Regions from separate parts of the Mus musculus genome. Here regions 2 and 3 are each linked to region 1. Evidence: chromatin loops called from intact Hi-C (ENCODE). Cell type or tissue: heart. All regions are shown on one strand.

Evidence for each region. Hi-C counts contacts between places; a loop is a spot of excess contacts. Peaks named below come from ENCODE experiments on the same cell type or tissue, not always from the same donor. Only the 100,000 strongest peaks of a DNase experiment are listed, where the experiment ranks them.
Region 2: a loop joins it to region 1, with 2.0 times the contacts of the local background. A loop is called at or near these places in 3 of 42 quality-filtered maps.
Region 3: it touches region 1 in a loop (2.8-fold over the local background); 2 of 42 quality-filtered maps call a loop at or near these places.

Annotation. Positions count from the first base shown.
Region 1 is chr17:56,605,693-56,613,692 of GRCm38, forward strand. Safb (scaffold attachment factor B) reads left to right here. Exons shown (of 21, transcript NM_001163300.1): 20 at 105-171; 21 at 284-602. The coding sequence ends at 413. It overlaps Micos13 (mitochondrial contact site and cristae organizing system subunit 13), which reads right to left and starts at 4,079. Exons shown (of 4, transcript NM_153152.4): 1 at 3,948-4,079; 2 at 3,154-3,331; 3 at 2,946-3,000; 4 at 1,760-2,149. The coding sequence starts at 3,976. The coding sequence ends at 2,052. Rpl36 (ribosomal protein L36) reads left to right here and starts at 7,703. Exons shown (of 4, transcript NM_018730.3): 1 at 7,703-7,756; 2 at 7,894-7,988. The coding sequence starts at 7,896. In heart, a CTCF peak has its summit at 4,034; DNase peaks (open chromatin) are centred at 3,109, 4,139, 6,319, 7,709 and 1 weaker place; H3K4me3 peaks cover 4,008 bases; H3K27ac peaks cover 3,806 bases.
Region 2 is chr17:56,713,221-56,721,220 of GRCm38, forward strand. Vmac (vimentin-type intermediate filament associated coiled-coil protein) reads right to left here and starts at 3,701. Exons shown (of 2, transcript NM_178926.3): 1 at 3,414-3,701; 2 at 712-2,597. The coding sequence starts at 3,604. The coding sequence ends at 2,264. Ndufa11 (NADH:ubiquinone oxidoreductase subunit A11) reads left to right here and starts at 4,542. Exons shown (of 4, transcript NM_027244.1): 1 at 4,542-4,722; 2 at 7,815-7,907. The coding sequence starts at 4,620. In heart, no CTCF peak of the experiment used is centred here; DNase peaks (open chromatin) are centred at 2,364, 3,861, 4,511, 7,560 and 1 weaker place; H3K4me3 peaks cover 4,096 bases; H3K27ac peaks cover 2,716 bases.
Region 3 is chr17:57,003,599-57,011,598 of GRCm38, forward strand. Gtf2f1 (general transcription factor IIF, polypeptide 1) reads right to left here and starts at 7,690. Exons shown (of 13, transcript NM_133801.2): 1 at 7,511-7,690; 2 at 7,378-7,424; 3 at 6,090-6,162; 4 at 4,115-4,308; 5 at 3,388-3,558; 6 at 1,762-1,946; 7 at 1,068-1,221; 8 at 913-974; 9 at 711-830; 10 at 524-597; 11 at 317-455; 12 at 123-213; 13 at 1-33. The coding sequence starts at 7,522. In heart, CTCF peaks have their summits at 3,715 (motif pointing left) and 7,779; a DNase peak (open chromatin) is centred at 7,923; H3K4me3 peaks cover 1,486 bases; H3K27ac peaks cover 1,702 bases.

The DNA.
Region 1 (8,000 bases):
GCGGGGATCAAGGCTGTGATGAAGTGGAGCTGGCTGAAGCCAGTGGAGATTGTTGACTCCATACTTGCCAAACTGCCCACTTGGACTTGTGTTTTGTCTTGCAGGTGGTGAGAGGAGCATGTCTGGCCACTCGGGGCCTGGTCACATGATGAACCGTGGTGGCATGTCAGGGTGAGTGCCACACTGCCAACCAAGCAGAGGCAGTTTTGCTCTGCAGTGGTTGATTGGGGACCACTGACTAAGTTTTGACCTCAGGACCTAACAGTCCTCTGCTTCTCCTTAGGCGAGGCAGTTTTGCCCCAGGAGGAGCTTCTCGTGGCCATGTGATCCCACGTGGAGGGATGCAGGCAGGCTTTGGAGGACAGAGCCGGGGAAGCAGACCCAGTGATGCCCGCTTCACCCGCCGCTATTGAGCACCTAAGCCACCCAACCGTGACCTTCAAGTCCTATCAGGACTTCCCTCCCACCATTGTACAAAGGAATTTTTTTTTTATCTGCTGCCATATTGTAGCTTGTTACGATGTGAATTTGTTTTCATTTTTGTTCGTGTTTTGTTTTGTTTTGTTTTTGTAATAAAGGTGTTTCTGTTTAAGTGCCCTTTACTTCAGACTTTCAACCTCTCATTTCCATGAGGAAAGTGGCACTCTACCATCAGCCAGAGGTGATGCCTATTCAATTCTGTGTGACACAAGTGAGCTCAGGCTTGGGGCCAGCTATGCTCCTTACTGTGTCTGACATAGCATACCTGCTACTGGTATTGAGGTTCGAATTGCTGAGAGTGGTCCTGGAGGGGGCCACAGACAAGTATAGGGCAGAAGTGCAGGGCCTACATAGGACTCTGGGTCACAGGCAGAGGTAGCCCCTGGTTTTAGTTTTAAGACATGTCACCAGCTTTTCTGGACTTAGTGTGATCCCATAAGCTCAATGCTATATGCCTTCACAGACCAGGGTGAGCCTGACAGTCCTGTGTCCATCCAGCCACCCAGCCTCTGGGAACACCGTTAAGAGTAATGGGCTGTTTCCTAAAGTGGCTTATATCCTGTTGGATGTGGTCACATAACAATCTGCAGAACTCCATGTGGCAGAGGCTAGGCCTGGAGTCCTCACACCTTGGCCACTGTTCTCCATGACTCCAGCCCCTTCTGGGCATGGCTGCCAGTCACAGACTTCTGATATACTAATAGAGACTTTCAGGACTCAGACAGCTGGTGCAGCATGGGACAGGAATGCTGGGGCAGGGTCCCTAGGAAAAGGGACCTTCAGGGGGCAAGGCTGGGAGTCCTGAGTGGCTGTGACTAGTTTGGGCAATGGGGCTGTCAAAAAGAACTGGTCCACTGCAAGTGAAGCCCCTATTAAGGGCCCCAAGTCCAGGCTCCCCGCACCACAGTACCTACTCCATTGTACAGGCTGGAAGAATGGTTCCATGGCTAGTTCAGATCCTAGCACCCATGATGGAGAGCTCACAACAGACAGTGCCAGTGTGTATATACAAGCACACCCACACAAGCACTAAGTTAAGAAAATGCCTCCGTCAGATTGGACTGTGGGACACTTTCTTGATTGATGACTATGGGTAGGTGGTCCTGGGTGTTATTAGAAAGCAGGCTGAGCAAACCATGGAGAACAAGCCTATAAACTAATTTTCCATGGCCTCTACTTCAGTCCTGCCTCCAGATTCCTGCCCTAACTTCCCTTAGTGATGGAGAATGACCTGAGAGTAACAAGCTGAAATAAACCCTTTCCTATCCAAGCTACTTCTGGTCATGGTTTTTATCACACAAAATTTTTAAAAGTTAAAACAAAAAACTAAAACTAAAATCTTTCTGGGCTCCAAACATTACATCTGGAACATAGAGATCCCTGTTAGCCAGGACTCTGCCCATAAAGCAAAGGCTCTACATCCCCCCCCCACCAGAAAACCGGCTGGGGACCATTCCCAAGTCCTTTATTGGGCCAGCAATGCTGGAAGCTGCCCTCAGAGTGAGGTCCCCACTGGGATGTCTCTGCCATCCTGGTCTTGACCCCCATAATGCTGGGGCAGGTGGCATCCATTACTTGCTGTGTTCCTTGAGGTACTCCCAGCCCTCCTTGGAGTATTCTCGGGCCTTGGAGGGGGCCACCGACAAGGCTGACATGACTGAGATGATGCCTGCAGAGACAGCACACAGGTGCCATAAGGTCCCCACCTTGCCAGAGCCACTCAGCCAGCCAACCCCTGGGGAGTGCAAGAGCAGTACATGGAGGAGGAATGGGACTAGCCTTTCCTGATGGACAAGTTCCAGTGTGGATCTAAACCACAACCCCTTCCCTATGCTCTGTTTTAAAAGGTTTCATCTCACTAATATATTCCAAGGTTATCCTCAAACTCTCAGTCCTTCTGCCTCAGCTCTTCCCAGTGCTGAGATTATAGGTGTGTATAACAATATCCAGCTTTTCTTTGTGGAGACAAGGTCTCATATATCCCATATGGCCTGGAATTCCCTATGTAGTCAAAGATGACCCTGAAATCCTTCATTCTCTTGCCTGCACTGAGTGCTGAGATGACAGACCTACAAACACCATGCCTGATTTATGGGGTGCTGACGACAGGACCCAGAGCTTTATGCATGCTAGGAAAGATCTTTACCACTGATCTACAACCCCAACCCCTTAGGGTTTTTTTAAGTATTTTGTTTTTCCTATTTTTGAGAAAGGATGTCCCTGTGTAGTCCTGGCTATAGATCAAGCTGGCCTTGAAACTACAATTTTCCTGCCTCGGCCTCCCAAATACTAAAGTCACAATCATGGGCCACCATACCCAGTCCTTTCTACTTAGTTCCATAGGTGATATACAGGCACACAAACAGGAAAACATGGAGGAGTAGAAAGGGTCAATGAGGTAAACAGGGCTGGGAGAGAGGCTGGGGTGCCCAGGCATCCCCCCAAGCAGGGGCATAGGGGCCTACCTGAGTTCCAGGAATCACGGAAGTTTGGAAATTTAATCTTTGGAGGGGTTGGGAGCTGGGAAGAAAGAGGAACACGGGCTGACACGGGAAACAGGTCACAGCCTTGTCTCCCAAACCCAGAAACACAAAACTCCACCAAGCAGGGGTGGAGGAGGCCCCAAGGACACCCAGAAGCAACCTGTAGGCCACCCACTCCCAGCCAAGGTACCTGTGGCATCTCCAGACCTGTCTGCTGGCACACATATTGGCTGAACTGGTACATTGCTGGTGGCACAACCTCCTCGGCCTTCCGCAGGGCAGCCTCACTCTTGTCACTAGGCCCCAGCAGCTCCTGGTCATAAACAAGGTAGACTGCTCCTCCAGCCACACTTCCCTTAATGAGGAACCTTCAGGAATACATGAAGGGAGACGCTGTGGGGGGCAGGATCTCAGAGATCAGACAGTTGATCATTTTTTGTTGTTGTTGTTTTGTTTTTCGAGACAGGGTTTCTGTGTAGCCCTGGCTGTCCTGGAACTCACTCTGTAGACCTGGCTGGCCTCGAACTCAGAAATCCGACTGCCTCTGCCTCCTAAGTGCTGGGATTAAAGGCGTGTGCCACCACTCCCGGCCAGTTGATCATTTCATTTGCCTTTGTGACACGACTTTTAGCAGTAAACGGAGTCTTAAAGAGAGACAGGGTGGGTCATTCGAAACCCTGCAAAGGATAATGGACACTCAAGATCCCTGGTACAAAACCTTCCAGGGTGTCTGGCGGAGCTTCCCCGCAAGTTACTCAAGTCAGCTACGGAGGGAGATGGGCAGGATTGCCTACGCATCTGAATTGCACCTAAGAGTAAATTGAAGCAGTAGGGTGATAAGGGCTGGCTGAAGCCAGTTTCCCTACACAGACCGTGAGAAAGGTCCGTAACAACCGGAAGTGAGCCGTCGCAGGACCCTAAGCCACGAGGCAGAGATGCCTACAGCCCCGAACTTTCTCAGGGCCTCCACGATTGTCCACGCACCTCATTAGCGACCACACTCGAGCCACCATGGTTAGTCTCTCGCTTCACTCGCCGCGCAAGGACAAGTAATTCGCCCGCCGCTTCCGGTTGGTGTCGCTGCTGAGACTCCTGGGAAATGTAGTGGTCGCTGTCAGCCGCAATGGAGTTAGACTCTTGTAGGTCGAGGTCCGTGGCTGCCGCAATTCTTTCTGGGAAATGTATTAGTTAGGCGGAAGACCAAAGAAGGGCTAGGCCGCGAAGGCTCCTGGGAAATGTAGTCTGGAGGCACGACAGAGACGAGCCCTCGGAAGACACTGGTCGGATTCCCCGCGCCCGCGCGGAGAATTGAGTGTCCCCCAGGTGAAGCAAGCCTAAGTGATGGTTACCACGGCAACGCGAGGGCTGGATTGTTCCAGAGAAGCAGGCCTTTGGTTCACGTGAGCGGTTAGGGGTGTGGCTCTAACCTAGGAAGCTTGGAGAGGCTACAGATGGCCTGTGAGATGGACGCTTGCCAAGGTTGTTGACTTGCCAAGGCCAAGGCGCTGGAGGATCCCTGCCGGGTAGAAGTCTTGGGGTCATGTGAGAACGGGTTGGCGGTGGGTGGTCCGGAGTACAAGGAGCCACACTGGGGTGCGAAGTGCCGCAGGAGGGGTTAGCGGCCAAGTGGACATCATGTAGATCCCTGTTCGGTTGCAAGGTGAGCTTGAGCAGATGTGCACCATGGATGCATGGATGCCTTGTAATTGTCTATGGAGACCTATTGTCCTAATTACTTCTCAGTTGTCCTGACAAAGCACCATGGCCAAGGCAACTCAATAGAAGGAAAAGTTTTCTGCTTCCAGTTTCAGAGGACCATGACCATCGTAACGCGGAGCATGACAGCAGGCAAACCGGGATGGCGCTGGAGCAGCAGCTGAGAGCTTACATTGTGGCTCATAAGCTGAAAGAGACTACAGGGTATTGTGTGGGCTTTTGAAACCTTAAAGTCCACACCACTGTCACCCCTGCCCCAAGAAAACTTATCTCCTAATCCTTGCCAAACAGTTCTACCAAATGGGGACCAAGCATTCAAATACATGAAACTGTAGGGGTCATTCCGATTCAACCATACACAAGACCCCCCCCACACACAACTTTATTTCTTTATTACTTATTTTTGTGTTGGGTTTGGTTTGGTTTGCCTTTGGTTGGTTATTGTTTGCTTGCTTGTTTTGAGGCAAGGTTTGTCTAACAGTCCTGGCTGTCCTGGAACTCACTTTGTGGCCCAGGCTGGCCTCGAACTCACAGCTCTGCCTGCATCTGCCTCTTAAGTGTTGGTATTAAAGTGTGTTCCACCATCACCCAGCTTTGTGGGTTTTTTTCTTTTTTAGACGGGGTCTTATTCTTTGTACGTGATTGGTCTGGAACTCATATGGACCAAAGCTGAATTCTCCTGCCTGGGCCTCCTCATTCCTGCTTTTACAGACATGTCCAGTGTCTATGGTGACATTTTCTCCTTTTCACCCAGAACTAAAATAAACCAACCCTCATGACTAAGAATGGGTGAGAGGAGCCTAGAACATGGCAAGGTAGCATGTGGCATTGCCAGTAGCGCTTAGACAGTGTATCTTTGGACCTAAGATTTGAAAGAAGTAAGTTTTAGGGAAGAGCGTCCAAGCAAGAACTCAGCCAGTGCACAGGCCCAGGACCTGGGACAAAGCTGAGCAGACTGGGCAGTTTGGACTGGCTCCTGGAGGACCCTTTAAGGGGCCCAGGGCTTTGTTTTCCCCCCACTCCCAGAATGACCAGAGTGAGTGGTCTGAGGAAGAAGGAAGGATGTTGGCAGCAGGACATCTTCATTATGTCCCACTAAGGCTCACACACGGAAGGCGAGCCTCCCTGTGTGTGGGTGCAGGGCTGGGATGGGGGTAGGAAGTGAGTGTGAGTGGGAGGGAAGAATGGGAGAACTTGAGAGCACTTTCTTCATCCAACTTCCTTATAACTTGTTCCAGACCTGAGGCTGTTTCTTCCCTGGCTAAATGTCAACAGGAATATACCTTTCAGTGTGTGCTTGTTAACAGAAACTGCAGTGATAGAGATACAGCAAAATACTCTGTGTACCTGCAAATATAGGGGGACATTGGAGGATGGCGCCCTGGGCATCAAGAAATACCTACTCCCCATGGGCCAGAGGCTTGCCTCTTGGATACTAGGCCCCGCCCTTGCCCTTCTTGGTCTCTGCCCTCAGCTCCCACTCAAGTTTAGCCTCCCTCCTGCATTCAAGTCCAGCCCCTGCTGTGTTCTACCACCCCACCCCACCCCCACCTTGGTTTGGACAGCAGGTCCTGCTCATTTCCCCTCCCTCTTGCGTAAAAGACCCCGCCCCTGCCCAGATTGGCTCCGCCCCCTCTCCTCCATTCCCTCTTTCTGTCTTAAGCTCCGCCCCTGCCCAGCTTTGCCTCGCCCCGGCTCCTGCTCAAGTTTCCTCTCCCTCCTGTGTTCTAGGACCTATTCCTACCTTCTTTGGACTCTTCTCAGGCCTGATCATCAGCACAGCCACCCTAGGGTACCAGAGTGGACCCTCTTGGCACGCAGGCTGAGGATCCCCACGAGGGCCTTAGCTCCATCCCAGGGTGATGCTACCCACAGGCCCCGCCTATCTGGGTTGGCCCCTCCCACTCTTATCCAAGTACTTGTGCTGCTGACGAGTTTTGCCCTCTGCTCCCTCCAGAGTACTGCATCCTGGTACATCCATGCCCTGCTTCGTAATGAGAGTTGGATTCTCTTATGTTCTCTACTGTTGGAATTCCTCAGGCTGACAGAGCGTGGAGTGTGGGAAGCTGAGGCAGGAGAGGAGGAGGCTCAAGTACAGCTCAGCTGCTGGAGCACTTGGGTGTTACACGCCTGTCATTATCAGGACAGCCTGGGCTGCACGAGACCATAGCTCACAGAAAAAAAGTGAGGAAGGAGAGGAGTGAGGGGGCACAGCCTGTGATTCTAGATAATTTGCAGCCCTCTCTACCCCAAGGCCTCCAGGGGACGCGAAACTCCTTCAACGAAACAGTTCATAAGGATCAGTCTATTGATCCGGACAGATTTGTTGTGACTGTTGTGACAGATCTATTGATCTGTTGGATCCGGAACCCTCCATGACGAAGGCAAACGGAGTTCTGTAAACTGACTTCTGACCTCTGCAAGTTTGTAGTGGCACATGCTCTCTCTCTTTCGAGACAGGGTTTCTCTGTGTAGCCCTGGCTGTCCTGGAACTCACTCTGTAGACCAGGCTGGCCTCGAACTCAGAAATTCGCCTGCCTCTGCCTCCCAAGTGCTGGATTAAAGGTGTGCGCCACCACGCCCGACACAAACAAAAAATTTTAAAAGCACTCTTTAAAGTCATTTTTAAAAAGATTTGTTTATTTAATTAGTTATTATGTATACAGCGGTCTCCCTGCATGTGTACCATCAGGCAAAATGAGGGCACCAGATCTCATTATAGATGGTTATTAGCCACCATGTGGTTAACTGAGAATTGAAATCAGGACCTCTGGAAGAGCAGACAGGGCTCTTAACCTCTGAGACATCTCTACAGAGCCCATTCCCCTCAAAAGCACTTTTATTGTCAGAGATTAAATTACTTCAACAGCTAACAACAGTGTGAGGCAGCATTCCAACTCCTAACCTAAGGGATGATTCCCAAGCCGAGGTCTCACGGGTGCCGTAGAACCTCCGGCCACCAGAGGTCGCCCGCAGCGCGCCTGTCTCTCTAGCCGGAAAGGCCTGCAAGTGGCATATATCCCAGGATTCTGCGCGGTGCCGTTCTTCCTGTCCCGGCCGCCATCGGAGAGCATCAGGTAAGTGGGCCTCGTCGGGGCTCATCTGCCCCCATCGGGCATCCCGGCCCCATGGGGAGTCCCTGCGGGCCGGCATGCGGGCGGGCGCGGGCCGAGGTACCGTGTCTCAGCCGCTGTCTTGTCCCCGCTGCCCACAGCCATGGCTCTGCGCTACCCCATGGCCGTGGGCCTCAACAAGGGCCACAAGGTGACGAAAAACGTCAGTAAGCCGAGACACAGCCGGCGACGCGGGGTGAGTGCTGGG
Region 2 (8,000 bases), 110 kb after region 1:
TGTGAAACTGTCTCAATGTTGAAAGAAAAATTATGGGGTTGCAAGCCAACCAGCATCATGATTCAGTTAATGAGAAGCTGAAGTGACATTTTGCTACCCAAATAGATGATGGCCTGCTAGGCTCCAAACATTGGCAAGTAGCAGAAAATTCTCATTGTTTTCAGATTTTGGTGCTGGCAATGGAACCCAGAGCCTTAGCATGCCAGGCAAATGTCGTTACGCCACACCCAAGGCACTATTGCTTTTCTATAATGTAAAACATAATTAACTCTTACAGTTGCTGCAGTGAATCCTTTCATGGTCTCAGCCCTTGGCAAGCTCTAAGATACAGCCCAAGCTATTGCAAGTCTTAGCAGTAAGATGCAAGGCTAGGGATAGCTTAGCATTACAGACCCCACCCAAGATACATACCCCAGTGAGGGGCTGGGGGTGTGGTCAGGGCGTGGAGTTCCACCTACAATCCCCTAGTGAGGGCTAGAAAGCCTGGGTAATATGAGTTTCGATATTCCTCTTGTCCCCTGAATTGCAAGTGGCCTCAGTTGTGCAGAGAAGTAGTTTTCCTTCACTTCTTCGGGCTGAGTTTCAATTGTCTCTGGGAATAACTTGAACATGGAAGCTGCAGGACAGCTGGCTAACTCCAGCCCCCTCCGCTGTAAAGTATGTATAAGGCCTAGCAGCGTGCTACCCCACAACAGGAAAAAAGGTAGAGTCCAGGTTGAGAAATAGCCAATTTATTCTGGTGCAGACAGGCCCTAGTCTGCCTTCTATACAGATAGCTCCCTTCTTTCCTCCATCCCCAAGAAAAAATGGGCCTCTGTCTCCCACACTGAGGGTCCATGTCAGACTCTGGGTAGACTGGATGGCTGGAGGCCCTTCTGTTTCGAACACCCCCTACCTTCTATCTTGGTGGCTGCTCAAGGACAATTTCCCTGAGCGCACAGGTCATGGAATTCAACAGACACCACCTCTGGGTGCAAGGGCTTGTGGGGCCCCTTCCTCTCACTGCTCTAACAAGGGCAATGCACCCTCACCATCATAGGCTCTAGGCAGCACAGAAACCAGGATTTAAAAAATAGATTCTCTTAGGGTATCAAAAAGGCGTCTTGCTACAAAAACATCATTGTCCCTGGAAACCAGGAAAGGGCTTATCAGGTATCCAGAAGGCTCCTGGCTAAGGCAGGGCCTCCCGGGCTGTGCTAGGCACTGATGGAGACAGAAGACAAAATTCCCTGCTTCATAGCCACTGCCTTCCCACTGAAAAGGTGGTCCCAGGATGGGGCTGTGGGTGTTTGCACAAAGCCTGTCATACTAGCACTGGAGATGCTGAAGCAGGAGGATCAAAAGTTTAAATCCAGCTTGAGCTACATAAAAATTTTAGAGGCCAGCCTGAGCTACATAAGACTAAGCTTCAGAAAAACTAGACCAAACAATCACAGTACAGGGCAGTGACCAGCTGGCAGGAATGACTTCAGAGATGCTGGTTGGAAGGCCCCTCCAGAAGGGGGCATTTGAGAGAGACCTGAGTGTCAAGGAACTGAGTGTGGAATCAGGGAAAGACATTGAGGCACTCTGGGTTGTGGTGTCTCAACCCACTTGTTCTTCCTAGAAGGGTAGAGCTATGGGAGAGAGATCCAAGATTAATGATTTGTCTTGGCATTAAGGATGGTTCAGGAGGCACAAGAGTGAGTAGAAAGAAAGGTAGGGAGTGCTCCCATCAGCAGGGCACGGTGGCTCACATCTAGATTCCAAGTACTTGGAAGGAGGATTCAAGGGAAGCCTGGGTTATAGAGAGAGACCCCATCTCAAGCAAAAAGACAAACTCCCCACAGGCAGGGCCTGTAGTGGGAGCCTGTCAGCCTAGCAGGGATCCATGCCACACTCCTGAGACAGCAAGCCTGGCTACCTGGGACCCTGTCCCAAACAGGAAACACCGAGGTTTCAGGGTCAGTCCCCACCATCTCACTGATGCTGGGGTGCCTGTCTGGCTTGGGCTTTGTGTATGCCTGGTGGAGAATGCTCCTCCCAGAGTTACCACCCTTACCTTCATTTGTTTTTGAAACTATTTAAAACCAGTGGAATGTAGCAGATACTCCAGCACTGGGGGGGGGGGGGGGGTTTAAATGAGATCTTGAGTTTTCACTTGTTGTGATGTTTAGATGGGATCCGGGTAATGTCTCAAGACCCCTCTAGGTGATGTCCAGGACTCTAAGAGTGGAATCCCCATGGGGCCGTGACCACAGATTCTGAGATCTGTCAGGACAGCTCACACCGTGGTCCCAAACACAGCAGGCTGCTGGTCGTCCTGGTCGTCCTGGCCCTCCTCCTTTCCCATGTTGTTGCCCAGGGGTGGGCCAGGCCCATCAGGAAGTAGCTGGGCCCTATGGCTGTGGCTGGCCGGCAAGGGGCCCAGTTCCTCTGCCTCCTCCAGGGTGGCCAACAGTGCGGCCAGGGGTGGTCGGTGGCGAGTGATGTCCTGCAGCAGGTCAGCCCGAGGCTGTAGCTGCTGGATCATCTGGTCCCTCTGGTCCACTGCGGCCTGCAGGCTGCGAACTGTGGCCTCAGAGCTCAGCAGCTGCTCTTGGAGGGCAGATATCTCCCTGGTAAGAGGACCAAATAAGGTAGTTACCTACAGGGGGTGGGGGTGGGGGCATCTACCTGCTCCAGAATCCTCTGAGACTCCCTATGTCTCCTCCTGCACTACTTCTTTGTGTGCTTGTTTATGTGCATAGGCGCACACATGTGACAGCAAACATGTGGAAGTCAAGGTACAATTTTCAAGAGTTGGTTCGCTCCTCCTGCCCCATGGGATCAAATTCTTTGTCATTCTTAGTGGCGAGTGTCTTTATACACAGAGCCATTGATGTCATTGGTAAAGCACCCTCAGCCCCACAGCAGGCCTGGCGCTCTGTCATCCCAGCACTCGAGAGATGGAGGCAGAAGGATCAGGGGTTGAAAGCTACATAGTGCCTTTAAGGCCAGCCTTCTCTCAAAAAACAAAACAGTGCCAGTTTTGTGTGTCCTTCGGTAGGACTTCCGCATGGTCACAAATGGTTGTCACAGATCTGACTATTCTATATAGGGGTGTTCTGTGCCTTTGTCTACCGATGTGGGCCCCTACCCAGCAGCTTCCTTCGATCATCAGACACAATACTCTTGCACCTACCGGCAGACTCGGCCTTGTGGGTGGGACAGCTGGCTTCATTTTAACAGTTTGAAATGCTCTCAAGTAACCCAGGCTATACTCTAAAGTCCCCATGTAGTCGAGGATGGCCCGAACTCCTGATCCTCCAGTCTCAGCCCTCCTAGTGCTGTGATGCCGGGCATTTAGTGCTCCGGAAATTTTTGCTCTCGGTTCCCAGCCCTTTCCACCCGCCTCCTTTGGGATGTCCGCCGGGCCTCCTCCAGGGCCTCACCGGTCCTTGGCGCGACCCAGCTCATCCAGGGCGGCGCGCAGGTGCTGGTCGTGGCAGGCCAGGCGCTCGGCCTGCGCACCAATCGTGCGCTCAGCCGCCAGCAGCCGCCTCTCCAGCTCCGCTGCGCGTCGGTGCACGGCGGCCAGGTGCGCGTTCGCCTCCCGGATCTGCAGAGGTGGCGGCGCAGACATGGCCCCCGGCTGCCGTGCAGGCCCCACCCCGCCCTGTCGGGTCACGCCCACAACGCAAGAAGCCCCGCCCCTGAGCCCGACCCCCACCCCCCACCCCCTCCCTCACATGCAGCTGCCAGGCTGCCGCTGCATTAATTTAAACCTTCTCAAGAGGCCCCGCCCAACTTCGAAGTGACGTCAAGAAAGACACGCCCCCCGGAGGAAGGCGTGTGCTTCCTCTTGGGCTCTCACTATTGGCCACGTTTCTACCAGGGGCAGGACTAAGTGCGGCCACGCCCCGTAGCCAATGTTCACGTCCCTTTCAGGACCAGCTCCTGAGTGTGGCTGTGCCTGCGAGTGCAGCGAGGACTTAAAACCAAAGCAGAGTGGGCCTGGTCTCCGTCAATTATAATCCTCACGCTAAATCCTCACGATTGGTCCCCTTGCCCCCAGCCTGGCCACGCCCCCAAATAGTTACACGCGGTCCTGATTGAGATGGGCATGAAACCACACCCCTACACAGTCCGGATCCCTGACGAGCCAACCGCTTTTGCGCTGTGTCCCGCCGCGTCCGTGCAGCTCCGGCTAACTAGGGTATCACTAGCCTCGCGCTGTAATATCTGCCCTGCGATTGTCCTACCTTCTGTTAGTTTCGATCGCTGACCTGCCTGACAGTGTAATGGCTGTCCTGCGACCTGTCAATCCCATCCTTGGATGCACTATCAACATTCTCCGTACTAGAAACCTCGTCTTCGCTAGGGCTGGAGGCGTTTTTCTTCATGGCCTCAGTTTACCTTTCCTGACGTCACGGGCGTCTCTGTCCAGATTCACTTGTGGACCGAGCACGACACAGATCTTGCTACGGGATTAATAAGACCTCGGTACAAACCTGCACTGCGCGCATGCGCGCACGCCTTGTCTGCGTCCAAGGCGTTCAATAAAGTTGCGCGCTGGAAACCTCGCGAGAGTTGACCTAGCCGGCTACCCTTGAGTTCGCCCAGACGCTTTAGGGTCGGCCGAGCAAGCCCAGCTAGGTATGGCGATGGTGAAGCGGTTCTTTGAATCTTACCATGAGGTCCCCGACGGCACCCAGTGTCATCGCAAGACCTACATCACCACGGCCTTAGGCGGCATTTGCGGTGAGCGCGGGCCGGTGGGCGGGCGGAGGGCGGAGGTCTGGAAGCAAAGGTCAGAGGGCGCGCGGAGGTCCCTGGGGCGCCGGGGCGCAATGGCTGTAAAGGCGGAAGAGGTTGAGACTTTTGAGGGGCGTAGACTCGTCAGTGCCTAGGGGCTTCAGAGGTCGTAGGTCAATATCAGGGAGCAAAAGCTGGAGAAAATGTGAAGGTCATTTCAGCGTCGTCAGGAGTTTTTAGGGTTAAGGGGTGATCGGGTCATCGGAGTTTTTGAAGACAAGTTCTAGGGTTGCCTTGGCAAGACTGCAAACCCTCTGTGTAGCGGAGGATGGCCTTGAGGTCTTGATTCTCCTGTCTCCAGTCTGGCCTGCATGATCCTCCTGCCTCAGCTGCCCGAGTGCTGGGATGACAGGGCTACACCCCAATCTAGCCTCTGGAAGATGTTTTTGTTATTTTTGTTTTGTTTTGTTTTGTTTCTATTTTCCGCCACCACGGAACCTATTAATTTGCTCTTATTTTTAAATGATTTAAAGTGATTTAGTTTTGTCTTACGCTCATTGGTGTGTTACCTGTATGTCTTGTGTGTCCGATTCTCTGGAATTGGAGCTGCAGACAGTTGTGAGGTGCCCGTGTGGGGCCTGAGAGTTGAACCCAGGTAATGTGGAAGGGCTGTTCTATTTCTCCAGGACTGAGAGAGAGCCATCTCTCCAGCATGATTTACTATTATTTTGGACATGATCTCCCTATGTAACCCAGGCTGGCTTGGGATTCAAAGAAAGTGTCCCGCCTCTGCCTCCTGAATTCCCAGATTAAAAGTATGCATCATCATGAGGACCTGATTCTGGAAGATTCCAAATAGGGCACACTTGTTTGGAAGGTCAGATGTCCTTTTAAGGCTGTCATGGGGTTACCTTTGGCATTTGAGACTCTTAAGGTGCCCCCTCATGCCTAGTTCATTCACTCACTTATGCTATCCCTCAAGGCCTCATTCAGTCATATATTTCTGGTGTGTCCACAGGCCTCACATTCATGAGTTTACCCAAGGCTTTGCTCCCACAAAGCAGGTGTTGTAGGGTCAGGTGATTGGGGGATTTTAAAACAGACAGAACAAGCCTAGTCGTGGTGGTGCATGCCTTTGAGCCCAGAACTTGGGGGGCAAGGCAGGCAGATCTCTGTGAGGGAGGCCATGGAGAGAACATGGGTGTTGATCCAGAGGAGGACTGTGTGCACTCTTGGTGTCTGGCTGGAGTCTGTCTTGGGTAGATGTGGAGAGTAGGCAGGCCCTTGCCAGAGGTGCCATGTCAGAGCTACTGAGGGAGGAAGTGGACAATTATGTCAGCTTTGAAAATTCTTCCCTGTGTCCTAACTCCTTTGTTCCCAAGCTCCCTGCTTGGCTCCCCTAAGGGGGATATTGCAGAAAGGCAGTGACCCTGCCTTCCCAGCAGGATCTAGCAACTTGGAGGCGTGGTGGAACTCACAATTGAATGAGGGAGGTCTTTGGGGCCTCAGTGGAAGGATGGATGAATAAATGAACGTGGCTTGTGCAACACAGTGAGTGAATGAATGAATGAATGAATGAATTCCTGCCCTGCCGGCACAGCAGTTAGGAATGGATAGCTCCTGGGCGCAGCTGCACCTGGAGGTTCCATGCTGCAGCTGGTGCTCCTGGAGGGTCCCGTGCTGCAGCTGGTGCTCCTGGAGGCGCTCCATGCTGTAGGTGGTGCTCTTGGAGGGTCCCATGTTGCAGGAGGTGCTCCTGGAGGGTCCCATGCTGCAGGTGGTGCTCCTGGAGGGTCCCATGCTGCAGGTGGTACTCCTGGAGGGTCCCATGCTGCAGGTGGTACTCCTGGAGGGTCCCATGTTACAGGTGGTGCTGAGGCTTGGCTGTGGTTTGGCTGGGCCATGGGAGAATCACCACAAGGGAGCAGTTAGATGGTGAAGGGCAGTCACTCTGGGTCCCATGACATCTGGCTTGTTAGGTGTGGTCACCAAAGTCACCCAGGGTCCCTGTGGCCTCACCAGTCCCCATCAAGAATCCCAGTGCCCCTGGGTTCAAGTCCTGCTGCATCTGGGAAAGACATTTCAGCAACCTCCAACAGTGAGGTTGGGTTCCCGTGTGAGCTTTCTCGCACCCTGTGCGTGTACACAGAAGCCACAGTGATGCTGAGGCAAAGGGATGGCTGGGCTGGGGAGCTACAATGTCTTCAAGGCCTCCAGCCCAGTGCCCAGCCTCATCTTTGAGGCCCTGCTAGGGTCTTCAGTCTGTGTTGATACTGAAACTCAAGATCTGTAAGTGCTCGGTGCTCAAATCAGAGCTCCAGAGCTCACCAGGAAGGGTGTGTGTGACATCCCCAGAGGCTGGAGAAGAGTTGAGGGGCCAGACCCACTGCCCCATGACCAGCTATGCTGGGCCACCTTGGGCTACTTTTCTGGGCCACTTCAACTCCGATGGAAGGAATAACAACAGAATTCATCCAGCCTGGAGGGTGAGGGGCAGTAGTGGGTCTTGTCGCCCCTGTAGCAAGGATCCTGTGTCAGCTTCCCCAGAGAGCTTTGCACAATGGAGTGGTGTGGGGCTGCTTATGCCTGGTCTGGCCTGATTGTGATGCTTGCTCTGCAGCCCACCAAGGCCTGGGCTCCTGACTTAGCACCCACCTTGGCCCCAGCTTGCTATGTAAACTATGGTGTAAACTCTGGAGAGGCAGGGGGTGGAGGAGATGGAAAAGCTGACTGGTGTGGCAGTGGGGTTGGCGTGGGAGGAATGGAGCCAGCCAGATGTAGGGACACGTCTGGGCCGAGCTGCCGGCACGTGGAAGGATTGGCATCCTGAGACCCATTGCTGCCAAACTGGATTAGGCCGAGGTCCCAGACCCTTGGAAACTATGGCCTTTGATGAGCCTGGAGGAGGCACTGTGGCAGCTGCATATTGATGGCTGGAGGTCTGGGTCAGGGGTCGTGGACCAGCATCAACCCACTGGGGCAGGGCTCTGCCTTAGGTATTGGGCTCTGGCCTAGCAGCCGTGGCCCTGGATTTGAGTTCTGCTGTATCCTGGAAAGGCATCCCAACAACCTCAACCCTCTCTCCCTCCCTCCCACAGGCATAATCGGCTCCGCTTACAGCGTCTCACTCAACCCCGCAGATTCCACCCTGGAAGCAGTGGCCAGAGTCGGCCGGTACACATTCACTGCAGGTGAGCTAGTGTCCTGCTCACAGTGACACAGGCCATTCAGAGGCGACTGGAACCACTGAGTGGGGTCCTAGGACACTGACTACAAGACTGGCT
Region 3 (8,000 bases), 400 kb after region 1:
CGGCGCACAGCGTCCTCTGTCACCTGGACATCACTGTGGGAGGGGAAGGGAGGGAGGCTGGAGTCATACAAGAGTCCCTTTAGCCCAATCCCACCTATGGTCCTGCTCCTGTCTGAACGTACCCGCTGCTGGGTGTGGACTTCCCAGACAGGCTCTGGGGACCCGTGTCCATCCGAAGACGCTTGGCTGCTGGAGTCTCACTCGTCCGCTTCCCTGGTGGAGAGAGTAATGTCACGTCCAGGCAGGGCCCAGATCGGGGACAACAGGTGGCTGCCAGCAGCTCTTTCTCCAGTGACAGGCTTTTCTGGGCACTCACCCTGCTCCAGCTTGCTGGCTGCAGCCCGCAGGGTAGAAGAGGTGCTTGCTGCTTCTGCACTGGGAGTCCCTGGCCGACTGGTGCCCTTTGAACTCCCCCCCGATGGCTTCCGCTCCCTCTTTGGGGGTGTCTTCTTCTTCTGCAGAGATTAGGGTATGAGTGTGAAGGCTCAGACTGGCCCTACTCAAGCCCCCAGCTCTGACTTACCGCCATGAAGAGTGCAGAGGAGGTCTCACTGTCAATGTCGCTCTCTTCTGAGCTGTCTGAGTCATCACTGCTGTCTGCACAGGGCAGATAAGGACCATAAGCAGAGACCCCAGACAGAGCCTACCCATCAGCACCCATGAGCAGGGAGGGCCAAAGGACCAGGAGTATACTGGCCATCATCGCCCACCTTTCCTGCGCTTCTTCTCTTGTGGGGTAGGGGCCTTCTTCTCTTCTTCCTCCTCCTTGTCCTCCTCGGGGGGCTTCTCCTCCTCACTCTCCTCACTGCTCTCGCTCTGCTCATCCACCCCTGGGACACAGGTCACATGGGTGAGCAGTGGCAACTTCTGAGCGCACTCCCACCCACTGGTTGGTCCCTAACTGGCACCTACCCTTTGGGCCATCCTCCTGCTGGGGCACTTTGGGCTTGCCTTCTGTCTCATCTGGAGAGCTGCTATAGGGCAGAGAAAGGCAAGCCGTAAAGTTGGGCGGCCACAGGCCTGGCCTGCCTTGCCCCTGCCTCATCTCTGCCTTGCCTGTGCCTTACCTGGAGCCATCAGACATGTAGTCTACCTCCTGGCCCTCGAAGTCCCCATCATCGCTGTCCTCAAAAGCCTCATCATCTGAGCCCTTCTTCTTTTTCTTCTTCCTGCCTGCCTTGGTCACAGGGGCCTTTTTCTTAGCCTTGGAGGTTCTGCTGCCTGTGAGAGGAAGACACAGGAGCTCAGACTGGATGAGCACAGATCTCTGCTCTCTGCTGGGCAGGGGCTCCAGCCGCTCTCACTGGGGACTCTAAGCAGGGGCTCCACCCAAGCCACGCCCCCAGCCGCTCTCACTGGGGATTCTAGGCAGGGGCTATACCCATGAGCAGCAATTCCATCTAGCCAGGAAATCCTGACAGCTGATGCCACATGCATCACTGTACTCAAGCAGTGACAGGAAAGACACAGGTCACATAGCATCTAAAGCCTTTATAAAAAGTATCTGAGCCAGGCAGTGGTAGCGCAGGCCTTTAATCCCAGCACTTGAGAGGCAGAGGCAGGTGGATTTCTGAGTTCGAGGACAGCCTGGTCTACAAAGTGAGTTCCAGGACAGCCAGGGCTACACAGAGAAACCCTGTCTCGAAAAACAAAACAAAAAAATAGTATCTGAGCAGGCAGCTCTACAGGGACACATTGCTGCTTCCCAGGTGGTGGTAACTCACCTGGTCTCTGAACTAAGACCTCTGGGTCCCCACTTACCCTCTTCACCACTGGCATCGCTGGCATCGGAGGACATTTCCAGGTCATCCTCCAGGTCATGAATGCGCAGCTCACTAGGCTTCTTGCGACTGCGCTTCTCCTTCTCCTCCTCATCTTCATCCTGGTCCTGGTCCTTGAGCCGCCGCTGCTGCATGATGCTGAAGTGGTTTAGGACCTTGTTCCTCCTGCATGGGAACAAGTGACTATGTACTTTGTGTAGCAGAGGATGGTGGGGAGTAGGGGACTGCAAAGAGCTCCTTGGGCAAAGAGGATGGTAGAAGATAATGACCGATACACTCAAATGGGCATCCCTTCTTTACAGGACAAATGGGCATGACAGGATAACCTCATTAAGGCACAAACACTGTAAAGGAGGCTAAGGCAGGGTAGTTAGCCTGAGCCACACCACATGCAACAGAAAGAGAAAGAGGCAGGGCATACAGCCTGGGCCATTTCAAACCCCCAAATCTTGAAACAATATAGGGTGAGCCCTGAGATGGACTCAGGCCCATGTGCACCTAAGCCCCCTGGAGACCCCAAATCTTAGCTCCTCCAAACTCAGGGTCTGTTCCAGGCATATCCAGCCATTATATTGGTTAGCTAAATAACATTTTATGGCTTTGGAGGTGGTGGGTTGTTCGGTTGTTTTTGGTTTTTGGTTTTGTTTTCTTGGTGAAACAGGATCTCTCTCTATTGTCCTAGCTGTCTTGGAACTCACTATGAAAACCAGGCTGGCCTTGAACTCACAGAGATTCTCATGCCACTGCATCCTAGAGTGCTGGGGTAAAGGTGTGCACCACCAGGCTTGGCCCAGTTAAAATTCCTTTTAAAACAGGATCTCATTGTGTGATCTTAGCTGGTCTGTAACTTGGAATATAAACCACCCCTCAAACTCAGAGATCCTGTTGCCTGTGCACCAAAGTGCTGAGATTAAGGGTGTGTACTACTGTGTCTGTCAAGTTTTGGGGTGTTTTGAAACCAAATCTCATATAACCACAGCTGGCTTCAAACTTAATACAGAAGATGGACCTGAATGCCTGGTCCTTGTTGCTTCTGCCATCTGTGTGGTAATGTGTGCATACACTACCCCCACCCACACCCCCCACTGTTAATTTATCTCAAGGATTACTTAGAGAAGGGGCAGGGTCTCACTGGACAAGGAGCCGTCCATGAACCACACCTATGCATGCCCGGAAGAAGACTACGCATAGTGGGAGGAGGAGCTGCTTTTGACATTGCAGTCCCGGCCCCTTGAGAACTGGTCCAGACTTGTAGGCAAGCACAGAGCAACCCCACAAACCACATGCATTCCTGAAGCCCTTTCTGGGCCCACAGGTCCCATCCTCAGCAGGTGTACAAGGTATCTCATGCTATACATCCCCAGTTTCTCAATCCCAGCCTCCCTGCACCCGCCTTTGTCTCTACCTCCCAGGCTAGAACTGAGGAAGTTGCCATTAGGAGGCCCCTCCCTGGACCCCCAGGCTGTGCATATCTGTGGTACCAGCCTTCACTCAGCTCCCAGGCAAGACTCAAGCAAGAGAGGTCTGCCCAAGCAAGTACTAAGCAGTACTCCAGGCAGCCTTGCTCTGAGGGCGTACACAGCTGTAACAACCACCTTTGGCTCACCTCTCCCATTCCTCCTCGGCTTCCTCAGCAGTGAGTGTGCGGTGTCGGGCCAGTGGTGTGAAATTGTACCAGTTCTGTACAGGGAAAGCCTCAAAGGCACCATCAGCACACTGTGTGAAGATGTAGTAGGCTGTGTTCTCTGTTACCCCGCCTTTCTTAATGCCTTTGAACCTGTGGAGAGCCTAGGTTAGGTCACGGTCCCACCCACCCCACCTGCACTCCTTCCACCCTCTCTACAGTTCCCATTTGGGCTCTTCTAGGAATGATTAGGACAGAAGGGCATGTGCTACCATCTCCCTAGCACAAACATCACCCTGCCACCTTGTGGCCACCATCTGCTACCAGATTCTGGGCCATGTTGCACTGTGTATCCTGCTCCCAGCCTATAATCCCCCATGGCTACTGAGGGCCTTACACTGTGTAGGCTCCAGCTATTGGTTCACTGAATAACTATGCATAGAGCACTCTCGTCACTGGCTCCATCAGACTCCACCTTCTTTGCAATGGAGTATCCTCGCCCATGGGGTCAGGGCCCTATCTCCAGGCCACACTCAGGCTGCTGAGCCAGACCAACAGTATCTAGTTGATTTACCTCCAAGATTAAACTTTATCAAGGAGGTGGTACTGGGACCACCATCCTGTTGGCTACAGACTCAAAGAAGATGCCTCCAAAGTATGCATGTGGGAGGGACACAGGCTGGCCCCTCCCACCATTAGCATCACTTACTTCCGTCCTGATTTGCCATTGACACGGAGTAGCCAAGGCTGGTCCTCAGGCCGAAACTCCTTTAGGACAATGCCATACTTCTTCCGGCGCGCCTCCTCCCTAAGCTTGCGGTTGAATTCACTGCCTGCACCGGACTCTGGCATCTCTTCTTCCTGGTAAATCTTCTTGTTGCTCAGATCTCGCTCCAGCCGTGCCTGAAGGAGAAGCAGGAATACTCTTCTGTCTCCCTGTGCCAGGCTTCATGTGCTCCCAGCAGACTCCCCATGTGGCATGAAGGCCAGGGATGTGAGCACCTGTTGCCTCTGCCCAGGGAGAGGGCTGTGGAACTGGTTCACTGGGTAAGGTAGCAGGCTTACAAGCACAAGGATCAGGAATTCAGATCCCCAGGACCCACAGACAAAGTTGGGCATGGCATCTGAGACCCCATGAGAGAGGTGCAGACAGGAGGGGCTCTGGAACTCACAGGTCAGCAAGCCCCAGGTTCAGTTAGATACCCTGACTCAAAACACAACGTAGAAAGGCTATGGGACGGTACTTGCTGTCAAGCCCGAGGCTTGAGGTCAAGCCCTGGGACCCACACTGCAAAAGGTGAGAAGTGACTCCTGAAGTCTTCTCTGATCTCCAAACTCTGTATCCCCCACATACCAGTGGCCCAACAGATGTCATCGAAATATGGTGTAGAGTGACTATGGAAGACACCTGATGTCAACTCTGGCCTTGACAGGCACAGCGTGCCCACATGCATACAAACATCACACACACAGAATACTCTGGTCACAGGGAATGTGGGACTTACTACAATAACAGTAAAGCAGACTGGTTCATGAGATCATGGAGTACAGAGACTAAAGATGTATAGTGACCACCTGAGGAAGGCCCAGGAGCAACCTCAACAATATGAAGATAGTGACATTTTAACATGGCACCCAAAAGAGTGGATAGTTTAAAACTTTGGCCTTTAACATTTTTTTTTTATTCTTAGTATTATCTAGAAAGTCCTGTTATGTAGCCCAGGCTGGCTTCAAACTTATGATCCTCCTGCCTCTACCTCCCTGGTGCTGGGATAGTAGTATCTCTGGCTATACCCATCTTGTGGAATCATTTTATCCTTTTGAGACAGGGTCTCACTACAGTGAAATTCACCATGCAGACCAGGCTGGCCTTGAAGTCTGAGATCCACTGACTCTGCTGCTTTCGAACTGGCAGTAAAGGTATGTGCCACTACGGCCAGCTGGCTTTTTCTTAAAAACAAAAACCCCAAACTTTTAAAGTGTATTTCTTTTTGTGGAGGTTGTACATGACATTGCCTGTATGAGATCCAAGGACACACTTGGAGCCACCTCTTTGCTCACTGAGTTATCTTGCTACCCACTACTTTACTTTTTTAAGACATGGTCTGTGGCTGGCAAGTGGTGGCGCACACCTTTAATCCCAACACTTGGGAGGCAGAGGCAGGTGGATTTCTGAGTTGGAGGCCAGCCTGATCTACAAAGTGAGTTTCAGGACAGCCAGGGCTACACAGAGAAACCCCGTCTTGAAAAACCATTAAAAAAAAAAAAAAAGACACCGTCTATATGTATCGTGGGCTTTACTGTGCAGGCAAGGATCATCTTCAGTTTGAGGTCCTACCCCCTTCCCGTGCTGGGATGACAGGCGTGTGCCACCATGGCTAGTATACATGGCGCTGGGGATCCAGCTTGGCCTCATATATGCTAGATTCGTGCTCTACTGACTGAACCACATCCTCTGACATGCTTTGCTTTGCTTTGCACTTCTTTTCTTTGGAGCTAGGATTTATGTAGCACAAGCTGGTCTAAAACACTCAGTCTTTCTGCCTCAGCCACCAAATGGCTGGAATCACAAATCTGCTGGAGCCACAGGTGTGGGCACCATCGTTTCAGTAAAGTTATTACTATACATAGTCACCAGCCCAGGGTTAGGTCCCTGCCCCAGCCACCCAGAATCACCCACTTACCTGGTTCCAGGTAGCAAAGTTGACTTTATCGGCTGCATTAAAAGCCATTATGTTGTATCTTTTGGCTGTGTTCCTGGAATGGGCAAGAAACTATTCAATCTATTGATTATTCATTCAACAAATCTATGCTTTACACCCTTGGTTGTAGGTAATTCTGGGAACTCATAAAAGACTCCAGAGCAATGGTTCTAAAGCTCTGACCCTCTAATACATCTCCTCATGCTGCGGTGACCCAATCATAAAATTATTTTTGTTTAGTTCACAACTGTAAGCTATAAATGGTCATGTAAATATCTGTGTTTTCCGATGGTCTTAGGCAACCTGCAAGTTGAGAACCACGCTCTAGTTTTTCAGGGGTTTTGTTTTGTTTTGTTTTAAAGAATCAAGATCCATCTCATCCAACCCAACCCCATCAGATAAAGATCCACAGACACTAGGCTCTCTTACAGCATCACATACAGAAAGAGTGAGAGCGAGAGCAAGAGCGAGAGTGAGAGAGGAGAGACAAGAGAGAACATTCATACACATAGATAATAAATTAAATCTTCAAGAAACAAAGGGACCACCAGGCAGAGTTGGCACATGCCTTTAATCCCAGCACTTGGGAGGCAGAGGCAGGTGGATTTCTGAGTTCGAGGCCAGCCTGGTCTACAAGGTGAGTTCCAGGACAGCCAGGGCTACACAGAGAAACCCTGTCTCGAAAAACCAAAAGAGAAAAAAAGAAAAAAGGAACCAAAAGTGCGGAGGACCCCTATGTAGAAAGAAGGGCAGGCAGGCAAGGGTCTTAATGGATCTGAGTGGGTTCAAAGCCAGCCTGATCAAACCATCTGAACTACACAGTAAGACTCTTGTCTTCAAAATAAACAAAACTTAAGAGGGGGCTGGGTGTGGCTCGGTGGTGGAGTACTTGCCTAGCATGTACCCACCTAAAATAAAGTTAGAAGTTGAGGGACATGGCACTTGGCACAAAAAAACAGGATGTATACCACCTGTGACCAGTTTGGGGTTTTCTTTTATTTTGGGACAGGACCCGACTATGTAGCCCTGGCTGTCCTGGAACTCACTATACAGACCTGGCTGGCTGCGAACTCACAGAAATTCTCTTACATCTGCTTCCCAAGTGCTGAGATTAAAGGCAGTCACCATGTCTGACCTGACCCGTCTGACTCAGGGCAAAGTCACCGACCCCTGACATTAACTACCAAGGGGTAACTGTTACTGTGTCTTGGACGGGGTGGCAGGGGAACACAGGGCCGAGGTTCTGGAGTGTGGGTGGACGGGGACTTACTTGGGGACTCGGACGACGTACTCGGTGACATTCTGGCTGCTGGAGCCCTGCAAGAGAGCAGGGGTCTGTAAGGCGAGGAGAGGGCGCGGGGTCTGTTCTGCGACACCTCTGTCCCCACCTCATTCATACTCACTAGAGCCGCCATGGCCGTTGCTCAAGCTGCTCCCGGTCGGCCTGACGGGATGAACTTCGTTGTGTCCCTCGGCTCCAGGAAAGGGAAGGCACCTTTCCTGGTTGTCACGTTAGTGTGATGCTGTGCTTTGGATTTCCAAATCCTTAAGTCTCGGAGAATGCTGGAAGACGAGAAAAAGAGACCTAACTCTCTGCGCATGCGTTAGAGCCTGACCCGGAAGTTGAGCTGCCACACCGAGAAGAGCGCAGCCGCTGTAACTACTCTAGATCACCAGCTTCGGAGAGAAAGCCACCTTTTGGCGGCGTTCTCTGTTTATATACCACGGAAAAGTCACGTGTAGACACGCCCGTCGTGACGTCACGACGCAGGCACCGCGGAGCATCCTGGGTAGGGTGGAAATGGAGTCTCCTGGTAGACGCGAACTCGATCCTCTTGCGCAAGCGTAAATGTGTCCAAGAAGCGGGAACGGAGGCCGAGTTGCCATGGCAAC